Regions from separate parts of the Mus musculus genome. Here region 2 is linked to region 1. A link is a loop called in an ENCODE intact Hi-C map of the cell type or tissue named here. Cell type or tissue: left cerebral cortex. All regions are shown on one strand. Links, peaks and the distances in the headings refer to the core of each region. The heading gives the core; the rest is flanking DNA. Region 1 overlaps Gatad2a (GATA zinc finger domain containing 2A). Region 2 holds the start of Mau2 (MAU2 sister chromatid cohesion factor).

Region 1 (8,000 bases), core at 1-8,000:
TCGGCTAGCTGGAGACTCAGCAGATGCAACCACAGAAGCCACACTGGTGGGAGTGGAATTTGCCTGAGCAGAAGCAACTGCTGTCCCCTTCATGGAGGCTGCAGTAGGCTGTGGAAGACAAGTAGGTGAGGCTGAGAGTGCCACCTAAGGCAGGCTCCATGCCAGATGCACACTGGAGTCCTTACAGGATTAAAGTCTGAGTTGGGTGTGGCTGTCCACTCCTATAATCCCAGCTCGAGCAGATCTGGAGTTCCAGCCTGGGCTAAATCCTAAGACACTCTCAAAAACAATCCAAGAAACAAAAGTAATCTAAGTGGCCTGTCCTCACATAGGTCCATGGCCACAGGGACAAAGAGACAAAGATAAAGCCAAGCCCAGGACATAGCCAGGCCACTCAGGTTCTGTGCACCCAGTCTGGATGTCCAGAAGTCCAGCAAGAGCAAGCTGGGAGGCTGCAGTGTGGTCCATACCCGGAGTGCTGCTTCTAGAAGTTCTGAGTATGCAACGGGTTCCCAGGGAAATGCAGCTCTTGTTTGTCCCTCACCATACCAGCTTCTTATCCCCATTAGGGTAGTCTCCACCCACCCTACCCCTGCATTCCTGAAACCAAGGCTGACCATGTCAGTGGTCTGGGCTCCTAGAGTGTCAATGATTTCCAGAAGATACTAAGAGGACTGTACACGCTTTCCCTGGAAGACCCCAAAATACTATACTCTGTGGGGCTCTGGATGCTAAGGCCTCACTCAGCAAGATACCTAGCTCAGGTCTCCAGCATGTGACTAGCCAGGGCCCTGGCTCCATCACTAGCAGAGCACCCTGGTAGCATACTGAACATAGCAAGTGGGACAAGGATGCTATGAGGTGTTGCCCATTCTCTAGGCCCTTTGTTTCAGCTGGGACACACACCCTTCCAAGGAGGTGGCAGAGACAGCCATTGTTTGTGCACTAGAGATGGACCCTAACACAGGCAAACACCCTTTGTCAGAGCTGTCCAGAATCCAGCCTTGTCTTATCTAAGGAGGGCTGAGGAGGGCAGAACGTGACAAGCAAGGAAGAAAAGAACTCGGCTCGTCAGCAAAAGGCCTGTGGACTGGGTAATTTCATCTGTCAGACAAAACTGCCCTTTTCTTCCCATCCTGCTACCCAGGGGTGGGGACAGACCCTCCCCACCTCAGAGGCTCTGTATAGAGGTGGAGGGACACACAGCTAAGAATAGCCAACTGTGCTGTAGGAGAATCTGTGGCATGCTGTCCTCCCAGCCTGCCCAGAGGAGCTGAACAAGTCAGCAGGAGTTGGGGGGAGGTGCTACAGCGGTGGCTTTTCGGAAGGCTGGCAGGCTTCAAAAGGCTCTGGTGTCCCTCTAGTGGTCTTCCCATTCTTTGCCTCAGTTTTTTTCTTCAAAGCCTGCTGCACCCTGAAGGAGTCCCGACTTTCTCAAAAGCTCCCTAAGTGCTAAAGGCTAATCTGTTTGTGATTTCCATACCTAGAACTCCACCCCAACCCCTCCAGCCTATCTACAGTACACACAATGGTACTATGAGACCTACCAGGACCTGATTCCATCTCAACCTCCCACCTAGTTTCTGGCCTCACCTGAGGGATGTTGACAAGCAGACTGGTGTTGGGGACATTGGCGACACGGATAAGTCCCTGCTGGATGATCCTCTGTCCCTGAATCTGCATGCTGGGCACTGAGGCACGGGGGGCCAGGAGGAGGGGTGGTGGCCCCGTAGAGGAATGCTGTCTGATGTTGTGAATCTGCTGGGAGGAGATAGGGGACAAGAAATGCCACTAAGACAAACCAACCCTGGCAGACCACAGAAGGGGTGGGCACTTGGCCCTGCCCCAGCATACATACAGCTCACATACCTGACTCACCTGGGCCCCCCTGACAAGCGGTGGCATGACTACTTGAGAGCTGGCCTGTGGTCCCAGTTTGGCAGACACCTGCTGCCCACCTCGGACCAGTGGTGGTGGGATGATGCTGCCGGGTATTCGAGTGGAGGAGGTCTGTCAAAGACACCGATGCCCAGGTTTATGTGAGTATTCCTTTCCTCTTAGAATTCCTTCAGCCTTTACCTCTCCAGTGCTGAGATGAGAGGCTTAAGGCAACATCTTAATATATGTGGTAATAGGGATGGAACTGCCAGCTTTCTTTAATTTGTTTTTTCTTTTTTCTTTTTCTTTTTTGAGACAGGGTTTCTCTGTGTAACAGCTTCAGCTGTTCTAGAACGCAGTAGAACAAACTGACAAGAGATCCATCCACCTGCCTTTGCCTCCTGTGTGCTAGGATTAAAGGTGTGAGCATCTGGCTTCACCTTAGGGCTCTGTAACATGAGGCACACATTCAACCAATGAAGCCACAGACCTAGGTTGGTTTTTGTTTTAACTAATTACAAACCCAAGATAAACTGAAATGCCTATTTTTTGTATACATTACTCTAGCAGGAGCCATGGGAACTCAGAGGAAGGTAATACGAGAGTGTGACAGAGGCCCCAGAGTCTGTGGGCAGAGGCCTGAGCGGAGCGACCCACTCTAGCCAATCTTTCAGTCTTACTGCTCAATCACCACTGACCAGTCTGCGACATTCATAGTAGCCTAGTTTGGTGGTGTAATTTGGGGCGCATGTGACACTCTGGTCCTTTAGTCTGTGGGAGCCCCATGCTTCTTTACTTGGGAGGAGCAGGCAGTGTTTGGAGCCTGACTATAAACGGAGGTGGTGCAGGGCAACAAGCAGAAGGGCGCACGAACCTGAAGTGAGGTCTTGCCAGCAGGAATGTTCTGGGTACCCCGCACGAGTGGGGGAGGGGTGGTCACAGTGCTCCCTGAGGAAGCTGTAGGCTATAAGATAGCAAGAGACATCAAAAGGAGTTGGTGTGTAAAGTTACACGCACGCACGCACGCACCCCCCCACCCCGAATTACTTTCTGCTTGCTCCCTAACGCCATACACTGCCTGCCATCCCGCCCGTGGGTCGAGCCTCTGCCCTGGGCCAGCCTCTCTGGGGTCTGGGGCAGTAGAGCACAGGCACCTTCTGTGCGGTGGCTTCCTTCTGTATCTGACTCTGCCGCAGCTTCTTCAACAAGACCAGTTTTGCTTCCTCTAGCCTCAGCTCCTCCTTCAGCTGCTTGATCATCCGCTCTCGTTCTTCTGGGCTGCTTTTCTAGGAGAGCAAAAGCACAAAATTGGGGAAAGCCTCAGCAGAAGCTCTGCAAGGTGGGGTGGTGGGGCTTCCAGGCTCTGCCAAGGCTCACCAAGAGCGCCTCAGTGCTGGTGTCTTTCAAGGCTACTGTGGTCAGGCCATTCACCCTTGGGCTCGATGGCTGCTCACTGTCAGAGAGCACAATCACATCAGGCGAGGGAGGTCTCTTCTCAGACTTCATGTCACTGTCAAATGGAGATAAGCAGGTGCTTAGCAGGGCAGAGTACCAGGCAGGCCAGACTACCCCAGATGCCCAATCACCCCTAGGTGCCTCCTCTTGCCACCGTGGGCACCATGGGTATCATCACTGGTCATTAGGGCCATACACACCAGATGGTGTGCTCCATCTCTGAGTACTCAGGTGTAGCATGGATGCTTCAGAAAGTGCTACTCGACCCCAGAGCTCTGTCACAAGTAAACAGAGCTTCAGATCTTGGTCTGCTATCTCAGCTCCTGAGTGCTGGGTAGGATGGACGTGAGCACTCCAAAGCCAAGGTCTCACATTGGGAACTACCCAATGGGAAGCCCACCCCTCTCTTAACCCAGTCCCATACAGCCCCCCAGAAGACCAAAAAGCACAATGATGTACTGTTAGCTTTTGCTCTCTACCTCACAAGGGGACCTGGGGCCATCTGCTGCATTGTCCTACCTAGGACACACATAAGTGGCTGCAGTGGCTACAAGTTTTCAAACTCAAAAGAACCACTCTCACTGACTTCATGCTCAGGTCTACAGAGTGTGATGGCTCTGCCCTCAACCCTGCACACTCAAGTCTCAGAAGAAGTTACATCATGGAACACTCACCACTGTGACCAACCTTCTAACACACATCCTGTGGTGTAGGAAGTTCACTTTTCCCTGTGAGCAAACAGCCAGTCTCCCTAGGAGCTCAGTTGTAGCAGGGGTGGTACACACTGTCAGATGCACAGGTCCACAACACTGACCACTCTTCCCACACTGGCTAAAGACCAGTGGCTATAATATAGCCTACATCAGTTAACCCACACAGGAGCACCCCAAAATTAGACCTCCCTCTTTGTGAAGGGTATCAGAGGGCATACACATCTGTTGCTTCTAAATCCTTAAAGCCAGTGTGCTCTGTTGCTGTAACACAGGAAGGAGGTGGGAGGAGCACTAAGTCCTAGAAAAAGTACTGCCCACAGTGGACAATCTAAACTGCCCCTTGGTGTGTATCCCAGCACCCAAGCAAGTACCAACTTGCTTGTGGAAAGCAGCTCAGAATATGTCCACTAGATGGCACTGTGACACAGGATAAAGTTAGGTGGAAGTCACAGTGCAGATCTGTCTCTGTGGTTTGGGTTTGAGCAGGGTGAGGTGAGTCACTAGGTGAAGACTCTTTGGGTCCCCACCACTGGTTCCTGCCAGCTGTATTCTCAAGAAGAGTGGCATGGTGGGCAGAGGCTGACCAGCCAGCATCTGGCTGGCTTCCTGATTCCCACATGACAGCTATACGTGCACACTGGCCACAGCCTGAAGGCTTAAGCCTGGAGGTTCTTGAGAGTCAGGCTTCGGCAGCCCAGAAACCAGTCATTTAAAAGAGACCCTGGAAGGGCTGGAGAAATGGCTCTGTGATTAAGACAACATAGGTTTAAATCTCAGAACCCACAAGACAGCTCACTACTGTAACTTAAATTCCAGGGATTTGGACAGCCTCACTCAGACACACAAGCAGGCAAAATAACAATGCACACAAAACAAACAAATTATTTAAAAAAATTGAGAGAGCTAGTGAGATGGCTCCACAGTTAAAAGCACTGGCTACTCTTCCAGAGGACCAGGGCTCAATTCTCAGCACCCACACAGCAGCTCATAAGTTTCTGAATTTTCAGTTCCAGGGTATCTGACACCCTCACAGAGACGTACATACAGGCAAAGCACTGTTGTACAAAAATAAATAATATACAAATACATGAATCTTTAAAAACAAACAAACAAACAAACAACAAAACAGCTTAAAAAAAGAGACCCTGGGCATCTGTCTCCCTCGGGTCTCTTCAAACACTCCAAGTCAATCTCTCCTCCAACATTCCCACCGGCCCTCACCCGAGGTCAGGTTTCAAGGTGATCAGACAGCTTCAATTCCAGGTCCACTGACTGTGCATGCCACCAACTGTATATTGTGTAGCAGAGGAGCAGCCCAGTGCCGTGGCTGTGGTACTGGCCCAGGGGGGTGCCCAAGTGAATTAACAGCTGGGCTTAAGAGGCACCTATGACAGAGTTACAGTCTAGGACTGGCTTTCTAGGCAGACCAAAGGACACCCAACTGTGGAGTTTATCTCTTTCCTATCTTTCTGAGGTGAGTCGTCTAATAAAATTTGAGATGTCTGTGAGGAATGAGGGCACTGCTGGGGCAGAGACCATCCTGGACTTAGGCTTCCTTGGAAGACAGCCCTGACCACTGTTGCTCTCTGACCCCATCCTGGGCCCCAACTAATCAATTTCAGAGATGATGTCACTGCTATCAGTATCACTCAGCATCCCAGCAGCAGCCAGCCTGCCCGGAGTGAACTTCCTCTATGCTAATCAGGCCACCAAAAAGTCATGTGACAAAGGCATTTCCCTCTCTGGTCATGTGACCCTTTAACTGTGCCTTCCAACGTGAAAACCATGGCAACGGGCAGTTCTAACCGGTTTGTGACACACGGCCTTCATTTTGAGAAGAGAGGTAAGGGTTCAGGTGCTGTCAGAAAATGGAGGCTCCACTTTCCCCTTTCTGTGCAGCCTCCAGGCATCCAGTCGCCTGTGGTCATCTCCTACAAAAAACAGAGGAAACCACAAGCCCCTCTCCCTTCCAAACTGAAAGGCTTTCCGAAGCTCAGCTTTTAACAGAAATACCTTCAAGATTCTCTGCACTTTTCTAGATAGCTTTTAACTTAGGAACCAGAATACATGGATCAATCACAGGCACAATTTCAGAGGGAGCCTTTCATGAAACCCATAGGCATAAGAGTAAAATGAAGAGTGACATGGAGAGCTCTGGAGCACGGCCAGGCCGGCAGGGACAACTGCTTTTTCTGGATGCTGTGTGAACCTGTCCTACCTGTCTATGTTGAAAACACACAGTGATGAAGTAGCTTCACATCACCAGTAAAAATCTCCAGAAGCCAGCCAGTCTGGCCATTAGCACCAAAAGCTGTCTCCTACCAGGAATGTGTGCTGTGTCCTGGAGAAGGGGCTGAGCACTGGGATAGCCCACATCAGAGGAGGTGCTTGGATCCTATCCATGTCTCTTCAATCTGATCGGAGGAGGAAGAACACCTACATCAACTGAGGACCAAGTCCTCCTCAGGGCCAGCTTGGCTGTCATGGCCTATACACCTACTCTTCTGCACCCAAACCTTGCACCACAACACAGACTAGCTTGACTCACAAGTCTGTCCACCAAGCCCTGGCTAGCCATGATCTGTCTCTATCACCCTTCAATGGACCTCTGACCTTTGGAATGGCCTGTGTTGGCATTCATTAGCCCCATGGCACATAAGCCAAAAGAGGACATCAGACCTGCAGGGCCCCTTTGTTTCCTAAGGGACTGCTTTCAGATGTCGCCTTTCTCACCTAGTACATGTCTGTGTGAAAACAGACAGACAGATGGGACAGGATGGACAAGCATAGCTACCCTACCCTCTTGAATAGGCCTGACTTCCTTGTCTACACAGCTTGTGTGTCTCTAACTCACAGGAGGGATTCCCCATCCTCCCTATCCCTCTCACATGGGTGTGGTGCAGCCTCAGCTCCCAATAAGGGCACCCAGAAGGATCACGGTGCCTCAGTGCCAGGGCCATGCTGCTCTAGAATAAGTATTCCCAAGCACCCCAACCTTAAGGTCAGCTATGACTGAACTGACTTGGGTGGAAGAGGCTATGGGGCTTCTACACAAAGCTAGAGGCCCGTCCCCATAGTGACGCTCCTATAGGCATTAGCCTGTTCCTGTGGAGAGGAGATGCACCCACAAAGCTGTGGGTTAGTGACTTAGGCTGTTGAAAGTGCTCCACAAAGTGAGGGACTCCACAGTTATGCTGCCTCCCGCCTCCTGAGGGGCACTCTTTTACCCATGTTTCTCAGTTTTGAATGCTCAGATGTGTCAGCACCAAGCAGAGTAGGAGCTCTACTTCCCCAAGGCCGTGGGACAGCTTTGCTGGCCCTAAAGGACCTGTTTCACCTTGACAAGATGGGGCTGTCTGTGCAAAGCTAACTCTTGAGATTGGCATGTCTGCTACCAGGCCACAGTGGCTGCCTCTCCAGAGTAGGCAAACCAGCGTCCTGGAGGGCATAGACAGAAGTGTTGGACAATGCCAGACTCCCCTGACTCAGAGACCCAGGAGCCTGAAGCATGGGGCAGGGTTAGAACTCCAGGAGCGTCTCCAGCCTTGATCTGGATTAGAGGGGAGATTCCTGAGCCCTACTACAGTGTAGGGGAGATGCCTGTTCAGCCTTCCAGGCTGGCAAAGGGTGTGAAGAATGGGGTCTACCTCTGCCCTGTCCATTCAGGTTGCACATGTGGGTAGCTGTTAAACACCAAACCATGAAAGGGTTTCCCACTGTTGAACCCATGGGCCAGGTAACAGCAACTTAAATGTTTCCCGAGCACAGGCACCAGGAGGAGTCTAACTGCTCTGGGCCACATGGCTGTAGGGATAAGCTCTCTTTCTTGAGGGGACAGAGATGGGTTTGGCCATTGTCAGCCACTGCATGTGACTGATGGAGCCAGCATTGCCAGGACAGCTGACATGGGAGCAGCTAAGCTGCAGAATCACTATACAGTGAAGCATTAGCCCA
Region 2 (15,815 bases), core at 3,222-11,221, 120 kb after region 1:
GGGCAGTGTGGGGAGAAACAGCATTGCATCTCCTGCAATTTGGTTCTGGGATGGAAGCTGCATGGCACTTGGGGGATGCCTAATAAAGGGGGAACCTCTCTTCCTAACATCAGAAAGGAGCTAGGACTCCCATCTACTCGAGGGAGGGAATCCCAGGGGTATCTTGGCTATATACTCTACATTTCAGCAGGGCTGATGATGGTCTGGCAGAAAGACTGGGCATTCAGCAAAGCTTTGCCTGAGGAATGGGTTACCTCAGAAGTGCCTGAGGAAGTAGAATACCAAAGAGGCTTGAAATGGGCAGAGCTAGCCTCAGAAGGGGACTGCTAGTGTGGTCATACAATTGGCCAATCTGAGGGATGTACACTAAGAGATTCTGTCTCAAAACAAAACCTGGAGAACACAAACCTGGAAAGATGATTCAGTTGTTGTGTTTACTGTTCTGGCAAAGGACCCATATTTGTTTCCCAGCACCTACCATGTTGGGGTAGCTCACAACCATTCATAACTCCAACTGCTCAACACTTTTATCCTCCCAACACCTGCATGAAAGCTGTACATACAAACACAAGCACACACATAATTAAAAATAACTACCTTTAATTCCAGCACTCGGGAGGCAGAGGCAGGCAGATTTCTGAGTTCGAGGCCAGCCTGGTCTACAAAGTGAGTTCCAGGACAGCCAGGGCTACACAGAGAAACCCTGTCTCTCGAAAAAACAAAAACAAACCAAAACCAAAACCAAAACCAAAACCCTAGGTGGGCATGGTGGTGCACACTTTTAATCCTAGCACTGGGGAAGCAGAGGCAGGTGAATCTTTATGACCTTGAGGCCAGACTGGTTTATATAGCTAGCCTAGGCTAAAAAAGTGAAACCCTGTCTCCAAATAAATAAATAAATGGATGATTCAGAGGGTCATCTTTGACTTAGGGAACCACTGTGTCTCAAGCTACATGTTTCAAGAAAACTCCAGGGCTGGAGAGATAGCTCAGCATTTAAGAGCACTGACTGCTCTCCCAGAGGTCCTGAGTTTAATTTCCAACAACTACATGGTGGCTTACATCCATCTCTAATGGGATCTGATGCCCTCTTTTGGTGTGTCCGAAGAGAGCAATGCATAAACATAAAATAAACAAATCTTTACATAAACATAAAATACATATACATAAAATAAATCTTAAAAAAAAAAACCCGAACTCCTTGGTAGTGTGCCATGCAGTGTTCAGTTATTGGATATTCAAGGATAACACTGACCTGACAAGCAAGGGTGAAACAAACAGTTACCAAAGAACTGACCTCTGAGAGGAGTTCTAACAGGTGTAGAGAGGTAGGTAGTCTGGGCCATCACCCACCCCACTGTGTCAAAGGGCTACACAGGATGGGGCTTTTTTTCCCTCTTTTTAAAAAAGATATATTTATTTAATTTATGTATATGAATATATGTGAGTCCACTGTTGCTCTCTTCAGACACACCAGTAGAAGGCATCAGATCCCATTACAGATGGTTGTGAGCCACCATGTGGTTGCTGGGAATTGAACTCAGGACCTCTGGAAGAGCAGTCAGTGCTCTTAACCACTGAGCCATCTCTCCAGCCCAGGTTGGGGGCTCTTGATGCTGAGCTTTGAAGGCTAGAGTAGGATTAACTCTTCTGTGTTTTGTGCAGGAGGTGCTCCAAATACAGAAGAGCTAGCAAGAAAAGAACCAAGACCTAGGAAATACCTGGGGCTGCAAGGCTGGTGGCTTAGGCCACTCATAGCAGTGGTGGCTACGAGTGCACCCCTGGGTGTGGAGCCTGACCCAGTGGGGAAGAATCAAAATCCTGCAGATTTATTTTTATTTTTTATTTTTTGTTTTTTCGAGACAGGGTTTCTCTGTATAGATCTGGCTGTCCTGGAAATCACTCTGTAGACCAGGCAGAGTGTTTTTTAAAAAAACAAACAAACAATTTTTAAACACTTATTTATTTGTGTATTTATTTACACGTATGCTGATGCATTCAATAGGCTATGGTGTGAGGGTGGTGGTCAGAGGGTACCTTATGGGAGTCAGTTCTTTCTTTCTACTGCATTGGTCAGGCTGTCATGTTTGGCAGCTAGCACCTTTACCTGCTTATCCATCTTGCCGTTCCTACAACATATTTTTAGGATTGGCTTAGGACAAGTATTTGTCATCCAGCATTTGAGAAGTGGAGACAGAAAATCAGAAGTTCAAGGCCAATCTTAGGTACACAAAAGACTGGGGATGTGACTCAGTTGGCAGCATGGCTGCTTAGTACGTATAAGACCCTGGGTTTCATGCCCTGTCCCTCACACACTGGACATGCACACCTGTAACACCAGTACTCAAGAGGAGCTTCAAGGTCATCCTCAGCTACATAGTGAGTTTAAGGAAATTAGCCTAGATTGCCCAAGATCTTCTCTCAACAGAAAGCTGTCTTAGAGCAGGGACTAGCACAGAGGAGGAAAAAAAAAAAAAAAAAAAAGAGGTGCTAGTGTGACCAGAAACACCTAGGTTGCCTCTAGGACCAGCAATAAAGACAAAGGGAGTCACAATGAGAAGCAGGGTGCTGTTGGCCAGTAAAAGGCAGAAAACAGGAGGAGACTTCTCTGGTCAGCTCTGGAGGCCTTCTCAGAGCATCAGTAGCTTCCCAGGACCACAGACTCACTGTGTTCTTTCAAATAGGCAGCTGCAGGATGAATCCAGAAATCATAGCCAGCTGCCAGGGAGTGGGGACCCATTGCTTCAATTTCTTCCATGTCTGGGCCATCTCCTCACAGAAAGGCCTCTGTCCTTCCCACTTAGGTTTCCTTGTGGCTGTCATCTGCCTATTTAGTCATACCTTTCTTTCTGAGCCAAAGGTGTCTGCTGATAGACATCCACTCCTGTGCCCTCCTCTCTGGACATTTATTGCCTTTCCAGAATCTTCCACCACCCTATGGACCTCCACAGTCTTCTCAGGACATCTCAATCCCCTCTTGGAACTCTTCCTCTCATACCTCCTTCTGTCACCTTCTGTGTACAGACATCCTCAGGCATTGCTGAACTGATAGGGACACATTCTAAGAAATAGTTGCTAGGTGATTTCACAGTAATGCAAACACCAGCATGTACTTTAACAAATTAAGTCAGCCACATTACTAGGTGACATAATGTCACAGGAAGTTTGCCATTGACAGCATGTCTTTATACAACCCATAACTTCATACACAATGGAGGATGTTAGGTAAGGCCCATGTATAGCCTCTGTCAAGGTTGTGTCTCCAGAGGCTGCTTCAGGGTGATACTCCACTTGTACTTGGGAAACATTTGTCTCATGAGCAACAACTGCACTCACTCACGTACATTCCTTGAAGAAACTGGACTCAGAGTTATGCCTGGACATCTTCATCTGAAGATGCCCTGGCGCTATTTCTCCCCCTTGAGGTAGGGTCTCTCTACATGGCCCAAGCTAGCCCTGAACTCCTGCCCCTCTTTACTTCACCTGCACAGTATTGAGGTAACAGGTGATGAAATCCAGGACTTCTTGAATGCTAAGCAGGCATTCTACTTAGTGAACTACATCTTCATCCCGTTTTTCCTTAAATTTCTTGAGACAGGATCTTATGCAGTATATATAGCTTGTCCTCAAAGTATAGAGCTGAGCCTTGAGCTCCTACTTCTTCTGCAGGCCCACAATACTATGTCCAGCTACATTTATTTATTTTTATGTGCTAAGTGCTTTGCTTGCATGTATGTCTGTGTACCAGGTAAATGTAGAGGCCAAAAGAGGGACTCAAATCTCCTGGAACTAGAGTTATAGACTGCACCACTAGATGCTGGGAATTGAACCTAGGCCCTCTGGAAGAGCACCAAGTGTTCTTCTCAACTACATTTTAAATCCCATGGACATGTGAGGAGTTTTGAGTAGTTTACCATTTGGACTACAGCAATGAAAACGTGTGTGAAACAAAACTTAGCAGGCTGGCAAGTTGGCTCAGTGGTTAAGAGCACTGACTGCTCTTCCAGAGGTCCTGAATTCAATTCCCAGCAACCACATGGTGGCCCACAACCATCTGTAATGAGATCTGATGCCCTCTTATTAAATCAATCAATCAATCTTACAAAAAGAACAAACAAACAAACAAACAAACCAAAAACAACCCAAAACTTAGCAAAATGTACTCTATAAACGGTGATCATGGTATGACATTTACATCTCCATGAATCTATGTCTAAACTTTTGCAAGGCTAGCAAGATGACTCAGTAAAGGCACATGTTACCAACCCTAAACACCAGACTCTGATAACTGGAACTGACATGGTGGAAAGAGATAACCAACTCTCTCCTAAGTTGTTCTCTGACCTCTATACACATGCTGTGAATTGCCCTACTTCTGGGCTGGGGATATAGCTCAGATGGTAGAGTGCTTGCCTAGTACAGTTCTGCCTTCCATCCTTGGCATCCACCTAAAACCCATGCATATACCTATAGCCTCAGCACTGAGGGAGAAGCTGGAACATAAGAATTCCAAGGCCACACCTACATAACTCATTTTGAAGCCAGCCTAAGATGAATAATGAGTCCCTCAAAGAAACAAACAAAAGTAAAAATTACACAATGTATCCTAACTCAGCTGTTGTGCTGTATAAGGCTCAAGAATTGTATCTCTTCCTTGTGATATTTTTGTTTTTTTTTAAAAAGCAGTCAAGATAAGAACTCTTTAGTTCACAGGGTACAAGGTGATTGTTAGCTCTCCAGAATCCAGTGGGATTGCTTGAGGTTTCCTTTTGGACTTGTTGTTTTGTGAGGTGGGGTGCAGTGTCAGGTGCTACCTGTTATTTCTGTTGACTTGGTTTTTTGTTGTTGTCACTGTTGTTGCTGTCTTTACTTTTTCCCTTTGAGATAGGGACTTACTATATAGCAACGCCCAGCCTAGAGCTGATTTCAGGACCAGGCTTCATCCAAGTCTCAGATCCACCTGCTTCTGTCCCTAGGATATTAAAAATATGTGTCGGGCTGGAGAGATGGCTCAGTGGTTAAGAGCACCGACTGCTCTTCCAAAGGTCCTGAGTTCAAATCCCAGCCACCACATGGTGGCTCACAACCATCCGTAATGAGATCTGATGTCCTCTTCTGGTGCATCTGAAGATAGCTACAGTGTACTTAGGTATAATAATAAATAAATCTTAAAAAAAAAAGTGTCACCATCTATCTTTTGCTTTTTAAACAAATATGTGTGTGCACGCATGTGTGTGTGTATATATATATATATGTACACACACACACACACACACACACACACACACACACACACACACACATGTATATGATCTTATCCAATCTGACAATTTGCTTTGTGTGAGTAGGTGTGTGTGCATATGCACCGGAATGTGGAGGTTAAGCATCAGGCTCTATATTTCCCTTACTCCCTTGAGAGGAGGCAAGCTACTAGACAGCAAGGCTTAGTGCTCCACTTGTCTCTGCTCCTCAGCAGCCACTACACTGGGGTTCCCAATGGGGTCATGTGTAGGCATACTGGCCATGTCAGATCCTTCCCATGGACACTGGGATCTGCACTTGGACCCTCATTTTTTTTTTTTTTTTGAGACAGGGTTTCTCTGTATAGCCCTGGCTGTCCTGGAACTCACTTTGTAGACCAGGCTAGCCTCGAACTCAGAAATCCGCCTGCCTCTGCCTCCCGAGTGCTGGGATTAAAGGCGTACACTACCACCGCCCAGCTTTGCACAAGATAGTGGCTTATGGACAAGGTCCTAGGGCCACTCCAAGGACAATAATGTCATTTAAAATAAAACTCAGGGTACATGAATGGAGGAGCAACTGTGACTAATAGAGTTTTAGAGGTATTGAGCTGGGGTGACTGATGGAGGGCACAATGTGATGCTGTGGGAGATCTTTCAGGAGTCAGCTTTCTGTTACACCAAGGGAAAGTACTTCACAAGGGTCAGGGTTTTAATTACTGGTTCAAAGCCAAGTGCTAAAAGAGAGCAACTGCAGGCATGATTGCACGGGGCTCTGTGGATGAAATACGAGGACACACTGACACCCAAAGAAACAAAGGGGAAAGGAAGGTAGTGGGATTAACTGCCCTGAACAAATAAGAAAAGAACATTTCAGAACCAGCCAGGCCCTGGCAGCCTCCGGCTTGCACCTACACTGAAGCCTGGCACTTGGCAGGGTCAACCTCACTCACTACTGCCCTGGATGCTCCAATCCACTTCTGGCCCCAGGCACACCTTGTTATTGACCTGAAACCTTGAATGGGCTCACTAGCTCACACCATTCAAATGTCATTCATGCAAATAAGAGGCTCCCTCATCCCTATTATCAACTCTATCCCTTCCTCTGGTCCAGTGTCCATAGCTCTTATACTAATAGCCTTATTGAATGCTAGTCTCACTAAAGAAAAAGCTACCATGCGCAGGACTTTTCAGTCTGCTCATACCCAGACAGTCCAGGACAGGCTTGACACTTGGTGGGAGGGGAACAAATAACTCCTTGATGAATGAATAAGACAACAACAGCAAAAAGCACTAACACAATAATGACATCTTATTCTAGTACAGAAACTAGTGATCATTAAACTGAGGTGACTAGAGAGAGATGGGTAGTTAACAACACATATTACTCTGCACTGGACCCAAGTTTGGTTCCCAGAAACTCCATCAGGCAGCTCACATATAACTCTAACTCCAGCTCCAGGGTACTCAGAACTTTGATTCAGTGGGCACAACATTTAAGAGCATATATCCACACATATAATTAAAAATAATTGTATCTTTTTTTTTAACTCACAAATTTGATTAGCCCAGGTTTTTGGTCTTTTTGAGGTAGGGTTTCTCTATGTAGCTCTGGCTGTCCTGGAACTCCTCTGTGAACCAGGATGGCTTCAAACTCAGAGAACTGCCTACCCTGCCACTGCCCAGCTCAGGTTTCACCTCTTTTTTAAATGTATGTGAGCACACTGTAAGCTGTCTTCAGACACACTAGAAGAGGGCATCAGATCCCAGTACAGATGGTTCTGGGAATTGAACTCAGGATCTCTGAAAGAAGAGTTAGTGCTCAGAACTGCTGAGCCATCTCTCCAGTCCCATCCCTGGTTGGTTCTGTTGAGACAAGGTCTTCTATGTAGCCCTGACTCTTTGGCAACACTCACAGAGATCCATGTGCCTGTCTTCTGAGTGCCAGGATTAAAGGCATCTGCCACCCTACCCAGCTCTTTTTGATTATAATTTTTTAAAATTAATGGTATTATTTGTTGTGTATGATATGTATGAGTGCAGGCAAATTTGGAGATCAGAAGGCAATTTTTGAGAGTGTTCACCTTCCACTCAAACTCAAGTTATCAGGCTTGTGCTGCAAAAGCCTTTACCCACAAAGTCATCTAAGCAGACCTGCTTTCTTTGAGATATTCTTCCTGTGTAGCCGAGGCTAGCCTCTTGCCTCTCCCTTGAACATGTACATCACAGGTATGTGCAACTATGCCTGTAATCTCAGTACTTGGGTGGCCAGGAAGGATGACAGCTGGGAATTGAGACCAATTCTTTGCTACATCGTGTAAGACCACGACAACCCCCCCCAACACAAAAACAAACAAAAAACCCAAACTTCACACAGTGTGGTCTTTGCTAAATCACTTTACTTAGCTAAGCCTATACGGTTTCACTCTTGAAATAAGGAAGTTTATTGGTTCAGTGAGGATTAGAAGCTCTAACTATGCACAGTGTGGGAAACAAGAATTTTGATCCCCTCCTGAAGGCAATTTACTAGACTGTCTGCAGGTCAGAACATTAAACATCTGAATAGTCAAGGAAACAAAGATAGGAAAATGGCAAAAAAGAGGCGGAGGTGTGGAAGAGACACAGTTGCCATGAGAAGAAACAAGTCTTACTGAGAAGCTGAATGACAGCTACCTCTTGAAATTCTGTGAAGCACCAAGACGTCACAAATCAAGTTGGAGGCGGAGTGGGGACTCTTTCAAAGATGGACCATTTCGTGGTGGGAGAAGAAGCCACCAACAGTGAGACTGACCTCCAGACCCCCGAGGTGCAAGTGACTCTAGAAGCTACTTTCTGCACTTCAGGTCCTCACAAGGCAACAACGTTCAACAAGAGGCTGAAGGCCTCACCTTCCCCAATATCCATGCCACAAGGATCTGGGACTCCAGACCTAGACACCTGACTGTCAGAAGTCCTGGACTTTCAGATTTCCTGCGACCTCGCTTTCACACGTCAGGGAGCTCGCATCTCTTCCTTAGGTAGGTGCTTCTAGGCTGACGCTCTGGGTCCTGTTCCCGCGGCCACCCGACTAGGAGGGTCCCCGATGCAAGCACCAAGTAGCTGAAGAGGGACAACTTTCCCGGTTCCCGGGTGAGAGGGCGTGGCGGAGCCGCGTCTGTCACCGCAGGTGAGGGCGAGGCCTTCGGAAGTCCCAAGCCCGACGAGGCGGAGAGGATCGAGTCCCCGGTACCCGCGGCCCGCCCGCCTGGCCCGCACACTCACCGCCTTCTCCAGGTGGCTGCGCGCCTGCTCGCTGTTCTTCGTGTGGTGGTAAAGCACCGAGCCGAGCTGCAGGTGCGTCCGGGCCTCGATCCGCTGAGGCGGCTTGAAGGGGAACACGGCCTGCAGGCAATGAACGCACAAGCGGATCTTGGGCGGGCTAGATGTTCGGAAGTGCTCGGCGAAACCCAGGAGAGCCAGATACCACGACTCGGCTGCCTCGGCCTGTGCGGCCTGTGCGGCGGCAGCCTGAGCTGCAGCCGCCGCCTGCGCCGCAGCCGCCGCCTGTGCCGCCATCTTGGCCCGCACAACAACAAGCCGCCTCCACAGAGAGGCGGAAGCACCTTGAGGGGCGGGGCCTGGCGACCCGCAATTCTCGCGAGAACTGCTACGCAAGGACTTCTGGGTCTTATGGTGTGTGTTCGAAGTGGCTCCGACTGAGGAAGACTCTGAGGAGAGGATGATACCTCTGCATCATCGTAACTGAGAGTAATACACGTTCGTGAACTGACGCCGGCGTTTCTGTGGAGAAGACGCCCGGTGTCCTAGAAGGGGGTTGGACGAGATTGTCGGAGAAGGACTACATTTACCATCAGACCAAGCGCACTATAACAGAGCCTCCCTCTTCTCAGGTGGCGCCGGAGCATTGTGGGATTGGATGAGTCTCAAGATGGACAACCGGGATGTTGCAGGTAACATCCCCCGACTTCCCTTCGCCGCCCGCCTGGGTTCTCGCGACTGCACGTCTCCTGTTCACCCTACTTTCTGTCACGGACCTGACACGCGGACTTCTCGCCTCAGCCCCAGGGAAACTTACAGTAACGTTGCGTGTGCCCTTCTCTGGTCTGCCGAGACCCCAGACTCGGGTTCGCCCCCCAACCCCCGCCCGTGGCTGAGGAGCGCTCCTGGTCTCCCTCAAAGGCCTGGGCGCCGGGTGGGAACCGCATGGGCTTTCCCAATAAACTGCTCTCGGGCCGGTGGCATCCACAGCGGACAGCCTGGGACATCCCTCCTGCCCCTCCGGTCCCCTTTGGCTTGGGTCCTGCCTTGTGGGAAATGTGCGTTTCCGAACTGCACTGGGTCAGCCAGGGCGGTTTCCCACGGTTACGGGTTTAGCTCTCCCTGTGCCCCTAGGATGAAATGCATTTGCCCATTCACCATATGCTTCCACACTTGCTGGGTGCCAAACGCTGTGCTAAGCTTGCGTGTCAGTGCACCTGGAAGCAAATTTTGCAAAGAACTAGTTCTCGTGACGTGAGGTTGGATGCTGCTAATATATTGAAGGTCAGGGAAGGCTTAACAGTTTTTAAAAATCCATTTGTCTTTATGTCTTTGTGTGTGAGTACCTGGAGCTGGAGTTATAGTAGGCCACCTGGATGTTTGCTTGGATTCTCTGGAAGAGTGACAAGCACTCTTAACCTCTGAGCCATCTCTCTGGCTCCATGAAAAGTCTTTCTTGAGTACAAGATGTTCCATATGAGTAGATGCTGTCTATAGGAAGGCAGAGGTTTCACCACAGAGGCTGGATAGGCCTCAGAGTGGACTAGGATTGTCTCCTTGGAGATTGTTATGAATGAAATGGAAATAATTAGGGGTGTCAACTCTGGTAGTGTCTAGGGAGTCAGTTTTGCTTTCAACATTTAGAATTTAAGGGCTGACGAGATGGTGGTAGTTAAAATGCTTGTTGCCCAAGAGTGAGGACCTGGCTCCCCATCTTCAGTACTCATGTAAAAAAGCCAGATGTACTGTTGTGTGCCTGAAAGCACAGGACTTCGGACTGGACACAGGTGGATTCCTGGGGTGTATTGGCAGCCACGCACTGAAACGGGCTTTAAGGTTTTGTGAGCTGCTCTGTACCAAAAAATTAGGCAGAGCGACAATAGGAATGCTTTTAATCCCAACTCCTGAGGGGTAGGTGGACATCTGAATTCAAGGTCAACCAGGGCTGTGCAAACTGAGACCCTGTCTTTTTTTTTTAAGTTGGTGAGTGATGGCCTATGTTTTTAGTCCTAGAACTTGGGACATTGGAAAGTGCAGGTTGGTCTCAGTGAGTTTGAGGCCAGCCTGGTCTACAGAGTGAGTGCCAGGTGTTGGAAGGTAAAGGTGGGTCTCTGAGTTTGAGGCCAGCTTGGTCTACAAAGTGAGTTCCAGGGCTATACAGAGAAACCCTGTCTTGAGAAAATAAAAAACAAACAAGGGGGAGAAAAAAGAAAGAGAAGATACCTGATGTCAACCTCTGGCTTGCACAGTGCCTATGCACATACATACAAATTTAGTGTTTAAACATAGCATAGTGGCACATGTTTGTGATCTGCACTGGAGAGTCAGAGGGAGGAGGCTTGTTTCAAGTGGAAGCCAGTCTGGTCTACATAGGAAGAAAATGGGCTGGTGAGATGGCTGAGCAGTTAAGAGTACTTGCTGTTCTTGCAGAGTACCTGATATCTAGCATCCACTTGTCAGCTCACAAGCATTTATAACTCCCAGGCAGTCACATGGTACACAGTCACCCACCCCCAAACCTTTTAAAAAATATATTTAGATAAATGTAGAATTTTTCCTGAGAACCCTTAGGATACAATTCTAGGGTTTGTTGTTGTTTTGTTTTGAGACAGGGTCTCAGTACATATCTGTGGTTGGACTTGAACTTACAGAGATCTGTCTCCTTCTGCCTCACCAACTCTGGGGTTAAAGACCCAACTACGCCCCCCCCCTTTTTTTTTAAATGATAGTAGACACTTTTTTTTTTAATCTTTGAGAACAGTAGTTCTCTCTTTCTCTCTTTTTAAAAAAGATTTATTTATTATTATATCTAAATACACTGTAGCTGTCTTCAGATGCACCAGAAGAGGGCATCAGATCTCATTACGGATGGTTGTGAGCTACCATGTGGTTGCTGGGATTTGAACTCAGGACCTTTGGAAGAGCAGTCGGTACTCTTAACCACTGAGACATTTCTCCAGCCCTACAGCCCTATTTTAATGAAGCAGAGTCTCATTAAGCCTGTGTTTGTCTGGAAAGCATGTACCTCCTGCCTTAGACTGGATGACTGCTGTGTGTGTACACACATGGCACTGGCATTTTTGCTCAAAGCCAGTGATTTGTTTTGGTCATCTTGCTGTCTGTGCACTTTCTCTATGTCAGAATGATCTCCCTGTCCCCAAGGTCATATTAAAACTAAGGAAAAAAAATTAGTAGAATTGGCTGACTCAACCCAAGCTTATAATCATAACACTTTGGATCAGTGGTTCTCAACCACCACCACCATCATCTCCTCCTCCTCCTCTTCCTCCTCCTCCTCCTCCTCCTCCTCCTCCTCCTCCTCCTTCTTCTTCTTCTTCTTCTTTTTGGTTTTCGAGACAGGGTTTCTCTGTGTATCCCTGGCGTCCTGGAACTCACTCTGTAGACCAGGCTGACCATGAACTCAGAAATCCGCCAGCCTCTGCCTCCCAAATGCTAGGATTAAAGGCATGCTCCACCACTGCCTGACGGTTCTCAACCTTCTTAATGCTATGACTTTCTAATATAATTCTCATGTTATGGTGACTTTCAACCATAAAATTATTTCATTGCTTCTTCATAACTGTAGTTTTGCTACTGTTGTAAATTGTAATGTAAATATCTGGTGTACAATATGTGACCTCTTGAAGGGGTCCTGACCCACAGGTTAAGAACCCCTGCTTTGGAGGCACAGAAAAGAAGGAGTTCAGCATCACTCTTGACTATACAGTGAGGTTGTAACCAGCCTGGGCTATGTGAGATCTAAATAAAGAAATACAGATTAAAAGACTTATGGAGGTCTGAGGAGATGGATCACTGGGTAAAATTCTTGCTGTGTGAACATGAGGATCGGAGCTTGATGCCCAGAGAGAGCTCATGTAAATCTGGGTGCCTTATCAGCTTCTGTAATCCTGATGCTTCTATTACCATAGGAAATAGGAGGTAAAGCCAGGATGCTCCCTGGAATCTTGCAGGGAACCTAGCCTGGCATAGACAGCTATGAGCAATGTTTCAAGGTAGAAGAAAAGAACATTAGTACCACCTTATCCTCTGACCATGTGTGGTGCTATGGACATATGTGCCCCACATGTCCATGCACACACACAAAAAGACTTAAACAAAAAGACTCATTGGATCTTGTTACTTGTTTACTAAATCCCACCTTGTCATTTGCCAAAGCCCGAAAAATTATATCCACAGACCGTGTCACATCCAGTTTCTGCCCACTCCAGTTCCTCTGGCCCCACTGAGCCTCTTGTTGTTCTCAGATGTGCAGTGCATCTTCCTGTCTCGGGCTTTGGCATCTACTCCACCTCCCTGAATCCCACTCACATGGTTCTTCCTGACCCTGGCTCCTGATAACTCCCATTTCCAGCTGAACTGTGCTCTCCTCTAATGGTTATTTTTGGACTACCCTACCAGTTTAGGCATTGTTCTGTTTTCTCTTTCTGTTTCTTAGTTTTAGGTCTTACCATAATTTGAAACTTCATTTTCTTTTTAAAATTTTTTAATTTATTGGGCTGCGGAAATGGCTCGGTCCCTGCTGCTAACAATGATGATGTGAGTTTGATTACTGGACCCACATGGTGGAGGGAGAGAACTGGATCATGACAAAAGGGAATCTCAGCCCATAAACTAATTTCTAGACTTGAGCCAGTTTGCGACTCAGAACCTCTTGAATAAAAGGGCAGCCAAGTTCTCCTAAGGAAGGACTTTGCTAAAATACCTGAGAGTTTTATTGTTAGTCTTTCTCCCATCCTTCCCAGAGACCTACAGCCTTTTACAATGATAACTGTACAGAGGGGGAAAGGAAACAATCAGACTTTGGGGGGGCCTATTAGATTATCTGGGGTCTGCTGGTTCTGACACTGATCAGGGACATCCTAGGAAACATTGTGGCCTTCAAGTTAAAGTAGGGGTTTAGGGAAATCAGGAGTTTTGGCTGAAATCCGACTCCTAGTAGGCCCAGTGTTTATTTCCCCAGTCCCAGAATATACAGTTAGGATAGATACACTTAGAATTTGGCAAAATTCCCACATTACTTCCTGAAACTATTGTATGTTGTCCTGTGTCCACCTTCCCACATCATCCCCACCCTGCACACTAAAGTGTGTGTGTGTGAGTATAGATGAGTGAGAACAGGTATGTTACTGTATAATCATTGTGAAAATCAGAGGACAACTTTTTTTTTTTTTTTTTGGTTTTTCAAGACAGGGTTTCTCTGTGTAGCTCTGGCTGTCCTGGAACTCACTTTGTAGACCAGGCTGGCCTCGAACTCAGAAATCCGCCTGCCTCTGCCTCCCAAGTGCTGGGATTAAAGGCATGCGCCACCATGCTCGGCTTAGAGGACAACTTTTTGAGACAAAGTCTCAAGTACATCAGGCTGGTCTAAAATTCATAAATAGGAGAATGATATTTTGAACTTCTACTTTTAATTATGTTTGATTATCTAGGGGGAATATATGTATGTACATTATGTTGCTTGCAGTGCCCTCAGAGGCTAACAGAGGGTATCAGAACTCATAGCATTGGAGTTACTGATGTTTGTGAGCCTCCATATGGGTTCTAGAACAAAACCTGGGCCCTCTGGGAGAGCAGCCAGTGTTCTTAATTGCTGACCTTGTTTCTCGCCCTGATCTTAACCTTCTGTTCTTTTCTTAACCTTATGCTGAGGTTATAGACATGCGTCAGCACATCTGGTTCTTACATCTGGTTCTGATTCTTACAGAATCAGAATCCAGGCAGGCGTTCATGCTAAACAAGCACTCCACCACAAGCTGCGATTCCAGCCTTGCAGTGGGCCTTACTTACTTTGTACATTAGGCTGGTCTCTTCCTTAGCCTGCTGAGTGCTGAGATTGCAAATGTGTCCCACTACCATTACAGCTAGCCTTTCATGTTCTGTTTTTGTGTTCTCTTGCCTTCTCAGATAAAGGAGAGCCCCACCTGACCGGAGCTCTCATCCATCCTCTTTAGAGCCTAGCACAATGCTATGTGCATGGCAAATATTCTTTAAGCATTTGTTGAAGAAATGAACAAATGACCATTTGAATCCTGAGTGTTGCTGTTGGGCATGCTGATGGAGCAAAGGTGTTTTCTTATTTCCATCTTTTCCCCCTTCCAGGAAAGGCCAATCGGTGGTTTGGGATGGCACAACCCAAGTCTGGAAAGATGAATATGAACATCCTCCACCAGGAAGAGCTTATTGCTCAGAAGAAGCGGGAGATTGAGGCCAGAATGGAACAAAAGGCCAGACAGAGTCATGTGCCCAGTCCACAGCCCCCTCATCCTGGAGAGTAAGTAGCTTCTGAGGTTTAGGGCATCTGAGTCTCAGTGTGACAAGAGATGGGATGAAGTGACAGTAGAAGTAGGGTGGTGTGAAGAGGCCCAGGTGTGATGCTGCATATCTGTTGACCCAGAGCTTGGGAAGTAAAGTTAGGAACATTCAGAATTGAAGGTCATGGCTATAAGTTAAGTTCAAGGCTAAAATCTGGTTTGTATGAGAACTTGTTTCAAAAAACAAAAACCCTTCATGACCCTGTGTGCTTAGACTACAAACCTCTATGCTGTCCATGACTGTTGTCACCATAGTCCAGTGATGCTAAGTCTATTCATGGGCTAGAGCATGGCTCAGTGGTAGAGTGCTTGCATGGCACTCTTGAGGTCCTGAGTTGTTACATCTGTGGCACTGGAGGCAAGAATGGAGAGAACATCATGTATGTACTGACGATGTATGTGCTTATTAAACTTTAAATTTTAGTTTGTATTTGTGTATGCATATGTACATGCAATGAGTATACATACATGTTGAAGCCAGAGACAACCTTGGGTATCTTTCCTTAAGAGTTGTTTACATTTCTATGTCTTTTTGTTTTGTTCTTTGAGACAGGGTTTCTCTGTGTAACTCTGGCTATCCTGTAACTCACTCTGTAGACCAGGCTGGCCTCAAATTAAGACCACTTGTCCTTGCCTCCCCAGTGCTGAAACCAAGGTTGTGCAGCACCACCACCTGGCATTTATTTTATTATATTTATTTATTTATTTTTTTTTTGAGACTGGGTCTCACTGTGTAACCCAGGGTGGCCTGGAACTTGCTATGTAGACTAAGTTGGCCTTGAATTCACAAAGATCCACCTGCCTCTGCCTTGTGCGAGTTGCTATTAAAGGTGTGCACCACCATGCCTACCCACATTGTTTTTTGAGACAGAGCTTCTCATTGGCCTATAACTCAGCAATCAGCAGCCAAACCCCAGGGATCCTCCTGTCTCTGCACCATTCTGTCTGCCTTTTTTACATGGGTTCTGGGGGTGGAACTTCAGTC

Evidence for each region. Hi-C counts contacts between places; a loop is a spot of excess contacts. Peaks named below come from ENCODE experiments on the same cell type or tissue, not always from the same donor. Only the 100,000 strongest peaks of a DNase experiment are listed, where the experiment ranks them.
Region 2: a loop joins it to region 1, with 4 times the contacts of the local background. A loop is called at or near these places in 2 of 42 quality-filtered maps.

The regions. Positions count from the first base shown.
Region 1 is chr8:69,914,691-69,922,690 of GRCm38, forward strand. It overlaps Gatad2a (GATA zinc finger domain containing 2A), which reads right to left. Exons shown (of 13, transcript NM_001113346.1): 4 at 3,256-3,388; 5 at 3,033-3,164; 6 at 2,753-2,842; 7 at 1,879-2,010; 8 at 1,594-1,758; 9 at 1-108. Among named protein-coding and RNA genes, the nearest start is that of Tssk6, 17 kb to the left of the region's middle. In left cerebral cortex, for the core only: CTCF peaks have their summits at 1,369 and 4,445 (motif pointing right); DNase peaks (open chromatin) are centred at 1,306, 4,470 and 5,785; H3K27ac peaks cover 594 bases.
Region 2 is chr8:70,033,891-70,049,705 of GRCm38, forward strand. It overlaps Mau2 (MAU2 sister chromatid cohesion factor), which reads right to left and starts at 8,844. Exons shown (of 19, transcript NM_001376946.1): 1 at 8,502-8,844. The coding sequence starts at 8,795. It overlaps Sugp1 (SURP and G patch domain containing 1), which reads left to right and starts at 8,897. Exons shown (of 14, transcript NM_027481.3): 1 at 8,897-9,190; 2 at 14,619-14,790. The coding sequence starts at 9,157. In left cerebral cortex, for the core only: no CTCF peak of the experiment used is centred there; DNase peaks (open chromatin) are centred at 7,963, 8,407, 8,909, 9,081 and 1 more place; H3K4me3 peaks cover 2,635 bases; H3K27ac peaks cover 1,486 bases.